Regions from separate parts of the Homo sapiens genome. Here region 2 is linked to region 1. A link is an interaction called in ENCODE POLR2A ChIA-PET data of the cell type or tissue named here. Cell type or tissue: Panc1. All regions are shown on one strand. Links, peaks and the distances in the headings refer to the core of each region. The heading gives the core; the rest is flanking DNA.

The links. Peaks named below come from ENCODE experiments on the same cell type or tissue, not always from the same donor. Only the 100,000 strongest peaks of a DNase experiment are listed, where the experiment ranks them.
Region 2: POLR2A ChIA-PET joins it to region 1 with 11 read pairs; 1 of 35 experiments calls an interaction of 5 or more read pairs at or near these places.

What each region holds. Positions count from the first base shown.
Region 1 is chr5:19,601,128-19,607,426 of GRCh38, reverse strand. The region is part of intron 6 of CDH18 (cadherin 18); the gene reads left to right. Among named protein-coding and RNA genes, the nearest start is that of CDH18, 380 kb to the left of the region's middle. In Panc1, for the core only: no CTCF peak of the experiment used is centred there; no DNase peak of the experiment used is centred there; H3K27ac peaks cover 1,324 bases.
Region 2 is chr5:18,549,621-18,555,919 of GRCh38, reverse strand. No RefSeq gene overlaps it. Among named protein-coding and RNA genes, the nearest start is that of LINC02100, 190 kb to the left of the region's middle. In Panc1, for the core only: no CTCF peak of the experiment used is centred there; a DNase peak (open chromatin) is centred at 2,499.

The sequences.
Region 1 (6,299 bases), core at 487-5,486:
TTTCATTGCTTGAAAATAGAATGACTTTAAAACTGTTTAATGTCATTAACCCTTTGTTGTTGTTTTTTCTATTTTTGTCATCTTATATATTCAGTCCTATATGAAATTGTCATTGTTGCTGTTGTGTTAAATAGCAAATCATTATTTTTTAAGACAGTAATAATTTACCCTTCCTGGTACTATTTATTTCTCCTTGAATTTCTGTGTTTCCTTCTAGAATTATTGTTTTCTAAAGGGAATTGTAAATTTCTTAAAATATTATTTTCCCATTTTTAGTGACAGAAAACTGCCAATGAATTTTCTCAGCTTTTCTATATAAATTTACAATTTTGCCTTTATTTGCAGAAGGTATTTCCAATCAGAATAGAATTTTAGTTTGAAGGATTTTCTCCATTTCAATAATTATTAATATAATTTGCTGTTTACCATTTTGTTCATTGAAAAATCAACTGTAGAATTCCTTTACTGTACAATAGTTTACTGTAGTTTATTGGACCTTTCTTCTATTAAGATATTCTTTGTTATATTTTGTTTTCAAAAATTTAACCTACAATGCACCTAGGTATTTACTTTTTAAAAATCTGACTAATGGTTGTAAAGATTTTTTAAGCTATCTTTTATTAGTTTTGAGAAACTCTTGGTTAGAATTTTTTCAAGTATTTCTTCGACCTCATTTTCTCACTTCTTTTCTATTAGTTCTACAAAGTATGTCAGCTAGGTCTTTCAGTTATATAACATTCATCTATTACTGTCTTTGCTGTATAATAATTATTATTCTACAGTCTTCTACAGTCTTCTTTAACCTGGATATTTTATATTAACCTATATTCTAGTACACCAATCCTTTCTTCTGCTGTTTGTTCAGCAATTAAACCCATCTATTAAATATATTAAGTACACACTTCAGCATTGACATTTTTGTTCTAAAATTTTTATTTGGTTTAGTAGATAAAGATTATTGGTATCTGTTGAAATTCCCCACCCTTTTCTTTATTTAAACATATTAACCATAAACATATTAACCATACTTATTTCAAAACTTTTTGTAGAATTCTAATATCATAATCATGCCTGGGTCATTTTTTACATTTTTTCCTTCTTAGTTTTAGCCAATGCTCATTTTTAATCATGACTTTGAATTACTGATTGAACATTACATAAAGGAGTTGCAGAGGTTCATGATTGTGCAATCTTTCAAAGAGGGGCAAGTTATTTCTTGCAGACATATACAGTGTGGATTACTTAAATCAGTTGGATTCTGTTAGCACTAGCTTATTTTATTGCTCTCCTTACTTCCGGGAAGTAGCTCTTATTCCTGGAATCCGGATCTTTCTTTACTTACTCTCCACTGGTCTCAAGTGTTTACCAATTTCTGACTCTCCAGTAACTCATGGCTGCTGAAATCTCTGCCTAGCGCCTTTGCCTTCCAGATGCACTTTCTGTTGGTTTCTCAGAGCCTCTACAAGTGTCAAAGTAGTGGATGTGTCTACAATTACCACAAGAAAAATTGCATTTGTTTTTTTCCTCACTTACCTGAGGTTTCTTCTTCTCTGTGCTTTTGTCCTCAATTTCTCAGCCCCTGTGCCAGCTCTGAACTCCAACCTGTCTCCAAAAGCTACACAATTTTTGCTTGGACTCTTTCAACCAGCACTACATATTTTTAAATACCCTCAGTATATGTGCATATAAAATTTGTTTTGTTATGGTTTCTTTCTCTCAAGAATCATACTCCATCCTGAGTTCCCTACATTAATTGCCTTCAATGCCTTAAAACAGTCATTTTCTATATACTATGCATCTTTTAGAGTTGTTTTATATGACAGAGTTAGATATACCCCTCCATCATATCCAGATTTGAAAGATCATTCCACTTAAGTTTAAATAGAAAGATTATGGAAGATAATTAGATGTATTCTCTATCAATTTGTATTCTATGTGGCTAAATTGAAAGGATGAACTCTAAAATAAAGATGAAATTATTAAATTAACTTTAAATGAGTAATATTATTATTTTATTTTCATTTAGCCTTCATAGAAACACAATATTTTTATCTTACATCATGATATTTAGTTTATAAAGATAATTGAAAATTATTATGTATTTATTATAATAAGACACATACACCTGTAGATCATATTCTTTCTAACAAAGTAACAGCTATAAATAAATAATAGTATTACATTCTTCTGATTTTAGAATTGAATATTTTGAAATTATATGGAGCTCTCTGTTTAGAAACGTACTAGTCATGACATTTCAATTGTATTACGGTTTGTTTTTAATCTATGTGGTTGTGTACTATAATAAAGTTACAGAATAATTCCTTTTCCTTTACATAATATTTTGTTTAGGTAGGTATGTTTATGGTAATAAGCATATATTTCTTGGAAATAATTTGATTCTTATAGTTAGGCATTACAAATCAATTTGCACACCTTCAAAGAATACTTAAAAAGTGGACTGAATTTCAATTAAAATTTCTAATAGTCTTTCTTCAAGCATTTATGTGTTATTTATGATTAAGAGTGAGAGAAAACAAAGAAAGTGTTCCACTATAATACTTGAGAGAAAAAAAAAACTTTCTATAGAATAATCAGCTTTCCTATAGTGCATGTTGACACATAGAAACAGAATGTATTGGGTTAAACGATTTTAAAGATATTTCTTAGAACAGTAAAGATTCTGATAGAGGAAAATTGCCCTTTTTATTTATGGCATTCAAATGGCAGTAGTACTTAAATTTACTTTATTTATGTTTTAAAAAACATTGCACGTAGAGCCAACCACAATGCTTAATAATCAATATTCAGCTTAAGTCTCTTAAATGCAGGAAAATCTCAGAATACTTTGTGTGTGTGTGTGTGTGTGTGTGTGTGTGTGTGTGTGTGTGTGTGTTTTAATTTGAAATTAGCATTCTCAGCATAAACTGTATTTGCATAAACATTTAAAGTGGAGATTATAAAAACTGTCTGGTTAATTTTATCAGGAAAGACAGGCAAACTCTGTAAGTCAGACATCATAGTTTCTAACCTCTCACATGTCAGTCAGTTTTCCCTGAGAAGCATCTCACTTTCTCAAGTAAATACTATAAAATAGTAAATAGTTCTAACAAATGTAATGATTAAATTTATTACAGCTTTTGTAAGATAGGGCCTTGGGGTAATCATAGGGAATGACTTATTCAAGTAAATGACAAAATTACTGTAGTAAAGACACAAGGTCTTTTAAAAAGCAACTAGAATCAGTGCTGTCCTGGAGGAAAAGAAAGTATATTAAAAGGGACAAGCCTCAGTGAGACAAATGCCCTTTTATTATTCCCACCATGTCTTCCTTCCTTAAGTGTATTTTCCATAATCAGTAGTATATTATGATGCAGTCTAAGAAATTATGTGAAAAGATCACATGTGGCATACAAAACTATGGTGCATCCAGATACAAAGCTGTTACACAGTGAGATCTGTATTCCTAAGCTGTGAAAAATTATGTAGTCTTAAAACCAGAATAAATTATTCTAGTACTACTTGAAGAAATTAAAAAGTAAAAAAAATTCTAATGAGTTAGAACATAATTTATATATATTTTATTTATGTATTTATAATTTATATATTTATATATATTTTATTGATACTATAAACAATTTGGTGCCTAAAATTGAAAAATGCACATTGCCCTACCTCATATCTCAGAAAATCTAAGCCTCACACACTGAAAATCCAAGCAAAACTAGCATTTTGAAGATAATTATATATTTTGGTAGTAATATCACTTTTTGTGATTTTGGTCAGATTTTCATCATAAATTCCCAGCATTTGTTGTGTCTCTTCTTCATTTTTCTATTCTGAAAAACAGCTCAATTACTAGTTGTTCTCATTTTGATTTTATTTTTTGTAGTTAAAAAATATATACAATAATATTTATCCTTTTAACAACTCTAATGTGTGCATTTAAATAACACTACGTATATTCATATTGTTGTGCAACCAATGGTACTATTGAAATACAGAAGTCTTTTCGTCTTGCAAAAGTAAAACTTTGTACCCATTGTTTAATGGGTACTTTCCCATTTTCCCTCTCCTGAGTCTCTGGTTATTCAACTTTCTATCTCTATGAATTTTACTGTTCTAGGTACTTTATATAAGTGGAATCATGCAATATTTGTCTTTCTGTGCCTGGCTAACTTTGGTAAACATAATGTTTCAAGGTTCATCCAGGCTGTAAGATGTATCAAATTTTAACTTATTTTGTAATGATAATTAATATTTTATTTAATGTGTATACTGCATTTTATCAGTTCCTCTGTTGCTGCATGTTTGGAGTGATTCTACCTTTTGGCTATCATGAGTAAGGTGGCTGTGAATATGGGTGTAACACCCCACTTTCAGTGCTTTTAAGTATATATCCAGAAGCGGAATTGCTAGATCATATGGTAATTTTATGTTTATTTATTTATTTTTTTTTTTGAGATGGAGTTTCGCTCTTCTTCACCAGGCTGGAGTGCAATGGTGCGATCTTGGCTCACTGCACCCTCCGCCTCCTGGATTCAAGGGATTCTTCTGCCTCAGCCTCCTGATTAGCTGGGATTACAGGTGCCCTCCACCATGCCCAGCTAATTTTTTGTACTTTTAGTAGAGATAGGGTTTTATCATGTTGGCCAGGCTGATCTTGAACTCCTGACTGCAGGTGATCCACCTGCCTTGGCCACCCAAAATGCTAGGATTACAGGCATGAGCCACCACGCCCTGCCATGTTTAATTTTTTTAGAGGCCTCCATACTGTTCTCCACAATGGCTATACCATTTCACTGCTCCACTAACAGGGCACAAGAGTTCTAATTTCTCCACATCCTCACCAACACTAGTCATTGTCTTCTTTTTTTTTAATTTTAATTTTTTATCTTTTTTGGAGAGATGTCTATTCCAGTTCTTTGCCTATTTAAAAGATTGGATTGTGTGTGTGTGTGTGTGTTTTGCAGTGTTAACTTATAATAGTTTGCATTTATTTATGTCTTTAATTTATTTCCACAATATTTTGTCATTGTCAGTGCACACATTTTTTGTTAGATTTATTCCTAAATATTTTATCATTTTTATGGTATTAAGAACGGAATTGCTTTATTTTCTTTTGCAATTATTCATTATCTTGTAACTTTGCTGAATTACTTTATTAGTTCTAAAAGTTTGTGTGTGTTTGTATGTGGGGGTGTGTCTGTATTTGTGTACTCCCTATGGCTTTCTATGTATAAGATCATGTCATCTGTGAACAGAGATAATTGTATTACTTCCTTCCCAATTTGGATGCTTTTAATTTCTTTTTCTTGCCTTATTACTCTGGCTAGGATTTCCAGTATTATGTTGAATAAAAGTTCAAAAGTAGGCATCCTCTTTTGTTCCTGGTCTTACAGTAAATGCATTTAGTCTTTCACCATTTTAGTGATATTAGTTGTGGGGTTTTAACATATGGCTTCTATTATGTTGAGGAAGTTTCTTTTATTTATAGTTCTATTTTATGTTTTTTTAAATCATAAAATGGAATTGAATTTTGTCAATTGCTTTTTCTGTAGAATTGACATGACCTTGTGATTTTTTTCTTTATTCTGTTAATGGAAATGAAAATTAATTGATTTTCATATGTTGAACTAAGCTTGTATTCCAGGAAAAAAAATCCCAATTGCTCATGGTGTACATTCCTTTGATATTATGCTGAAATCAGTTTACTAGTATTTTGTTAATAATTTTTGTATTAATATTCATAAGGAATATTGGTTTTTAATTTTCTATTATTTTAGTGTCTGTCTATTTTTGGTTTCAGGAGAATGCTGGTCTTATAAAATAAATTAGGTAATTTCCCTCTTTTTTTACTTTTTGCAAGATTTTGAGAATTTGTGTTAATTCTCCTTTAAATGGTTAGTAGAATTAAACCAGTACAGCCATCTGTTGCAGGGCTTTTCTTTCTTGGGAAGTTTTTGATGGCTTATTGACTCTCCTTATCAGTAGTATGTCTATTCAGAATTTTCATTTCTTCCTAATTTTGTCATGGTAAGTCATATTTAAAAGAATATATTCATTATTTATACATTCTCCAGTTAGTTGGTATTTGTTTGCAGGACTTCCTTGTAAAATCCTTTTATTTCTGTAAAATCAGGGTAGTGTTTCTACTTTATTTCTGATTGTAATTATTTGAGAGTCCTCTTTCTCTTTCTTAGCCAATCAATTTTGTTGATCTTTTTCTAGAGAGAACAGATCTTGGAACTGGCTTGTAACCTCCTGCAGACCAAGATCTCCTTGCCCTGGGAAGGGAA
Region 2 (6,299 bases), core at 584-5,583, 1.1 Mb after region 1:
TGAAAGTCAACCTCAATCCCTCAAGTAGTCATATTTGAAAATATGACACTCCAATTAAAGCATTGGTTAAAAAACCCTCAGTATCTCCAATTACAATTGACCTTTGAATAACATGGTTTGAACTAAGTAGGTCCAGCTATTCGTGGATTTTTTTTCAATAAATATATCAAAAATTTTTTGGAGCATTGCAATAATTTGAAAAAAAAAACCCTTAGATGAACCATGTAACCTAAAAATATTGAAAATAATAAAAAGGTATGTCATGAATGCATAAAATATATGTAAGTACTAGTTCATTTTATAATTTACTACAATAAGGTGTACACTAGTTTATTATAAAAAGCTAAAATTTGTCAAAAATTATGCACATAAGCACAGACCATCCACAATGCCATTCACAGTTGAGATAAATGTAAGCAAATGTAAAGATGTGTATTAAATTATAACTGCATAAAATTTACTCCAGTACATATGGTACTATTGTAATAATTTTGTAGCCACCTACTGTTGCTATTGGAGAGAGCTCATGTTTTGGAAGTATCTGCTTAAAACACTTGTGATGCTAATCCTCTCTGTGTGAACACCTCATCTCTCCAATAAATGGATGCCAAAGTAACACAAAAACATAGAAATTTGCCACAAGCTTTTGTAAAGAGACCAATTTTAGTTATATAGATAGCTGCCAGTCTATTCTGTTTTTCAACTGGGCCTCTTAGGTCTAGGAAGAGCCTACTAATGAATAGGACTGACAATGCATTGAAGTTTCCAAGGCCAAATATGTGAAAACATGTACAGCTGGAAGGCAGAGAAACTACATCCACAAAAATCCAGGATCTCATTTTTACACTGAACCCAAAGTGCACCTCACTGTAAGGACATTCCTTCGAGGTTGGTAGGTGCCCCTGGCTTTGCAAAACTTATAACAGTGAGAAAATTAGGACAGTGACAGAAATCTGACTTAACTGACATCTTGCTTCTAACCTCCAAGCTGCCCTTTTTCATTCCTAGGCATAGGCTGAACTAACTTTGGAAGGAACTTAGGTTATAATTTTACTTTAAAACAAAGATAACAGCTCTTTCCGAAACAAACCCCATCTAACCTGAGGACCAGACTCCCTTTGTAAGACTAACACACTAGCCACGAGATTAGAAATTATGGTCTAGGACAGTGGTCCCCAATATTTTTGGCACCAGGGACCAGTTTTGTGAAAGACAATTTTTACACGGCTTGGGGGTCGGGGAAGATGGCTTCAGGATGAAACTGTTCCACTTCAAATCATCAGGTATTGGTTAGATTTTCATAAGGAGCCCACAACCTAGATCCCTCTCATGTGCAGTTCACAATAGGGTTCATTCTCCTTTGAGAATCTAATGCCAAGGCTGATCTGACAGGAATACAGGAGCTCAGGTGGTAATGCTCACTTGCCCACCACTCACCTCCTGCTGTGCAGCCTGGTTTCTACTTTTTGTATTTCTTTTTTTTCTTTTTTTGAGACAGAGTCTTGCTCTGTCACCCAGGTTGGAGTGCAATGGTGCGATCTCGGCTCACTGCAACCTCTGCCTCCCGGGTTCAAGCGATTCTCCTGCCTCAGCCTCATGAGTAGCTGGGATTACAGATTACAGGCATGTGCCACTACACCCAGCTAATGTATTTTTGGTAGAGACGCGGTTTCACCATGTTGGTCAGGCTGGTCTCGAATTCCTGACCTCATGATCCGTCCACCTTGGCCTCCAAACGTGCTGGGATTACAGGTGTGAGCCACCGTGACTGGCTTCTAATTTTTGTATTTCTAACAGGCCACAGGCTAGTACCGGTCGGCAGCACAGAAGTTGAGGTCCCCTAGTCTAGAAGTTATGCAGCCAGAGGCAGCAAGATTCCAAAGCTCCCCAATAGCTCCCAAAGATAACATCACTATTGTAAAACCTAAGATTAGTGTTCGTGATATTTTTCAGACCCTGCATTTTGAAGCACCAGCTAGTGCCACCTAGACCAGTAAACTGGCTATCTGGTCTTGTGGTGCCTATTCAGGACCAACTCAGTGAAGGCGGACAGCTTTGACTCCCTGTGACTTGATCCCCGACCTGACCAATCAGCACTCCCCACTCCCTCGCCCCCCGAGCCACCAAATTATCCTTTAAAAACCCCAGTCTTCAAACTTCCCAGGAGACTGAATTGAGTAATAAAGCTCTGGTTTCCCCTTCAGCCAGCTCTGTGTGAATTAAACTCTCTATTGCAATTCTTCTGTCTTGATAAATTGGCTCTATCTCAGCAGCAGGCAAAATAAACCCATTTGGCAGCTACAACCCAATGCCAATCAGTCGACTCTGTGATCAGCTCTCCCCCCAGAAGAGTCTATTCCTCCATGCCAAGTGTTCCCACAGCCTCTAAGTATCCAAACCACACTTTTCTTACGTAAATGCACAAAGAAACCAGTAGCCTCCTTCAAGTAATAACCATGCACTGCAACTTCTGCCAGCCACCTTTAAAACTTCATTCCTTTCCAGTGACTCACCAGTCCTTGTACACTCAAATGTCAAGCACTTCCTCACAGTACAAAGTAACTCCCCGTATTCCTCAAAATCCAAATAAATCAGGAAACTCAGTGCAAAAACAAACAACAACAAACAATGGAGCTTGAGACTTGAGAGGAATCTGCTCATGACTCTTGGGGAGCTATGAGAAAGACAGGGAGATCCCCAAAATGGTGACTGTGGTGCCTTTTTTTTTTTTTTGGTTCCTAAAGGGGTCTCAGAGTCACTAGAAGTCTCCTCTAGATCTCGCCGTAAGAAATTGAAGCTGATGAAAAGGAAGGAGAAATAAGTGAAAGGAAGTAGAGGAAAGAACCTTAGAGGAGCCAATTTTTCGAAGATTTTAAGCTTTCTAAAAGGCCAATAAAACTTCACATTTTTCTCAGCAAAAATCATGCCAATAAGAAAGCAAGGTAACAGAAGGACTGAACTATATAATTAAAAGAGGTTTCTGTGAACTGATAAAAACTCCCAGAAACAGAACCCAAAAGAGAAAAAGTAGAAAGACCTTAAAAAAATAGCCTGAATATCAACTTTTAATTAAGCTAACTTCTGACCCCAGAGCTCTTAAAAATTTTTTTTATCAAGCCTTATCCAGGCAAAAAGCAAACATTCTTGTTCTTGTCTTTTCCTTGTAGAAATTTGTACCAAGAAGAAGTTGCATTGGGGCGAGGGTCATTGGAGGGTTGTGGGTGGATATTTGTTTAACAGAGGTTTAGGTTAATTAATTACTATTTTAATTTTTCTTTCTCTTTTTTATTGTTTAATGAGCAGACAGTCTTGTTTTCAATGTCTCAATTTCTTACAATATCTGCAAGCATCCTGAGATAGATAGATGGGCTTTAAACTGTTCTTAGAGGCACATTGCTGTTTTCACAGTGCCTCTATAGCTTTGTCAATCAAGGAAAATGATGAAAGCAAGTCTCAGTCATTTTAGGAGATGTATTTGCCATAGCTAAAAACACACCCAGGAGACAGGTCTCTGTCTTTCTCCAAAGATGATTTTGAGGGCTTCAATATTTAAAGGGGAAAGGGCAGGATATTGAGAACTACACAATTTTCATGTGAGAAGGGAGTCAGGGAAAATAGTCATTCATGTCTTTGTCTGGATGAGTGAATCTACATTTTTATATAAGATAACATAGACAATAGTGAGAGGCAACAACGTGCTAGCAGCCCTCACTCACTCTTGGTGCCTCCTCAGCCTCGGCGTGCTTGAGGAGCCCTTCAGCCTGCCACTGCACTGTGGGAGCCCCTCTCTGGGCTGGCCAAGGCTGGGGCCAGCTCCCTCTACTTGCGGGGAGGTGTGGAGGGCAAGGTGCGGGTGGGAACTGGGGCTGCACGTGGAGCTCATCGGACAGCACGAGTTCCGGGTGGGCACAGGCTTGGTAGGCCCTGCTTTTGAAGTGGACGGCCAGCCGGCGCTGTCGGCCCCCGGCAGTGAGGGGCTTAGCACCTGGGCCATCAGCTGTGGAGGATGCGCCAGGTCCCCCAGCACTACTGGCCCACCCGTGCCACACTTGAATTCTTGCCGCGCCTCAGCCACCTCCCCACAGGGCAGGGCTCGGGACCCTCAGCCTGCCATGCCCAAGCCCCCCTACTGGTGGGCTCCCCAGTGGCCTAAGCCTCCCCAACGGGCTCAGCCCCCTGCTCCGCAGCACCCAGTCCCATCAACAGCCCAAGGGCTAAGGAGTGCAGGTGGGTGGCACGGGACTGGTGGGCAGCTCTGCCCATGGCCCTGGCACAGGATCCACTAGGCAAAGCCAGCTGGGCTCCTGAGTCAAGTGGGGACTTGGGGAACTTTTATGTCTAGCAAAAGGATTGTAAATGCACCAATCAGCACTCTGTGTCTAGCTCAAGGTTTGTAAATGCATCAATCAGTGCTCTGTGTCTAGCTAATGTAGTGGGGACTTGGAAACTTTTATGTCTAGCTAAAGGATTGTAAATCCACCAATCAGCACTCTGTGTCTAGGTCAAGGTTTGTAAACGCACCAATCAGCCCTCTGTAAAACGGGCCAATCAGCTTTCTGTAAAATGGGCTAATCAGCAGGATGTGGGTGGAGTCAAATAAGGGAATAAAAGCAGGCTGCCCCAGCCAGCAGCGGCAACCAGCTTGGGTCCCCTTCTGCACTGTGGAAGCTTTGTTTTTTAATTCTTTGCAATAAATCTCGCTGCTGCTCACTCTTTGTGTCCATGCTGCCTTTGTGATCTGTAACACCACGAAGGTCTGCAGCTTCACTCCTGCAGCCAGCAAGACCACAAACCCACCAGGAGGAATGAACAACTCCAGGCATGCCACCATTATGAACTGTAACACTCACTGCAAAGGTCTGCAGCTTCACTCCTGAAGTCAGCAAGACCACGAACCCACCAGAAGGAAGAAACTCTGGACACATCCGAACATCAGAAGGAACAAACTCCGGACACACCATCTTTAAGAACTGTAACACTCACTGCGAGGGTCTGCGGCTTCATTGTTGAAGTCAGCGAGACCAAGAACCCACCAATTCCAGACACAATAGTACAGAGGAAACAATCAGATATGCATTGATCTCAGGTGGGCAGAGGGATGACTTTGAGTTCTGTTTTATGTCCCTGCACCTGAGAATATAATCTATCAATTTACATTGCTATGGTGAACTTTAACAGAAATGCTATAGTGTAAAGATCTTGGGATCCACAAGGAAATTCCTTGTGGGCAAAATGTGAAGCAGGCATGTAGCTTTACATCATCTTAGCCATCTTATTTAAAAACCAAAATGGGAGACAGGTTTTCATGACCCAGTTACCAGCTTGACTTATTCCTTTAGCTTAGTGAGTTTGGGGTCCAGATATTTATTTTCCTTTCATAGCTTAAAGAAAGGAAAAATTTGTTAGCCACAAATGGGGAAGGATTTACATTTGTGTCCTGCAATATTCTCTAGGCTGTCAGCTTCTCAGCTAAAGATCTATGCACAAAGGCCGACCTTCCTGTGTGTCCCATAGATGGAAAATTAAAATAGACAAAAAAGAGAGCGAGAGAGAGAGGAAGGAAGGGAGAGAGAGAGAGAGATGAAAGAAAAAAAGAAAGAAAGAAAGAAAGAAAAGAAAAAAGAAAACTCAAAGCTGTTCATGAAGGGGAAAATGATAAATAACAAATGGGTCCCTGATTCACAAGAATATAGATTCATAACAAATGATTTAAACTAATTCATATAAATGTCTGTTCTTTCTTTAGGTTTGAAGAATTTACATTTTTAAGAAACTTATGACTAGGAATTAAACCCAGGCTGAAGTGTTGACAGAACCAAATCATAACCACTAGACTACAGGGTGAAATATAGCTTTTGTAAATATTACAGGAAATCCAAAACAGGCATTTGGGAATTTACAAAGTTTAAATTTTTTCTTAGGTCACTGATATAGTTTGGCTCTGTGTCCCCACCTAAAGCTCATGTTGAATTGTAATCCCCAATGTAGAGGAAGGGACCTAGTGGGAAGTGATTGTATCATGGGATAGATTTCTACCTTGCTATTCTTGTGATGGTGAATGAGTTCTCACAAGATCTAGTTGTTTGAAAATGTGTTGCACTTCCCCCTTTACTCTTTCTCTGCTGTTCTTCCATGTGAAGACAATGGCTGCTTCCCCTTCACCTTCCACCATTATTGTAAGTTCCCTGATTCCTCACCAGCCATGCTTCTGTATAGTCTGTGGAACTGTGAGCCAATTAAAACTCTTTTCTTTATAAATTACCCAGTCTCAGGTAGTTCTTCGTACCAATGTGAGAACA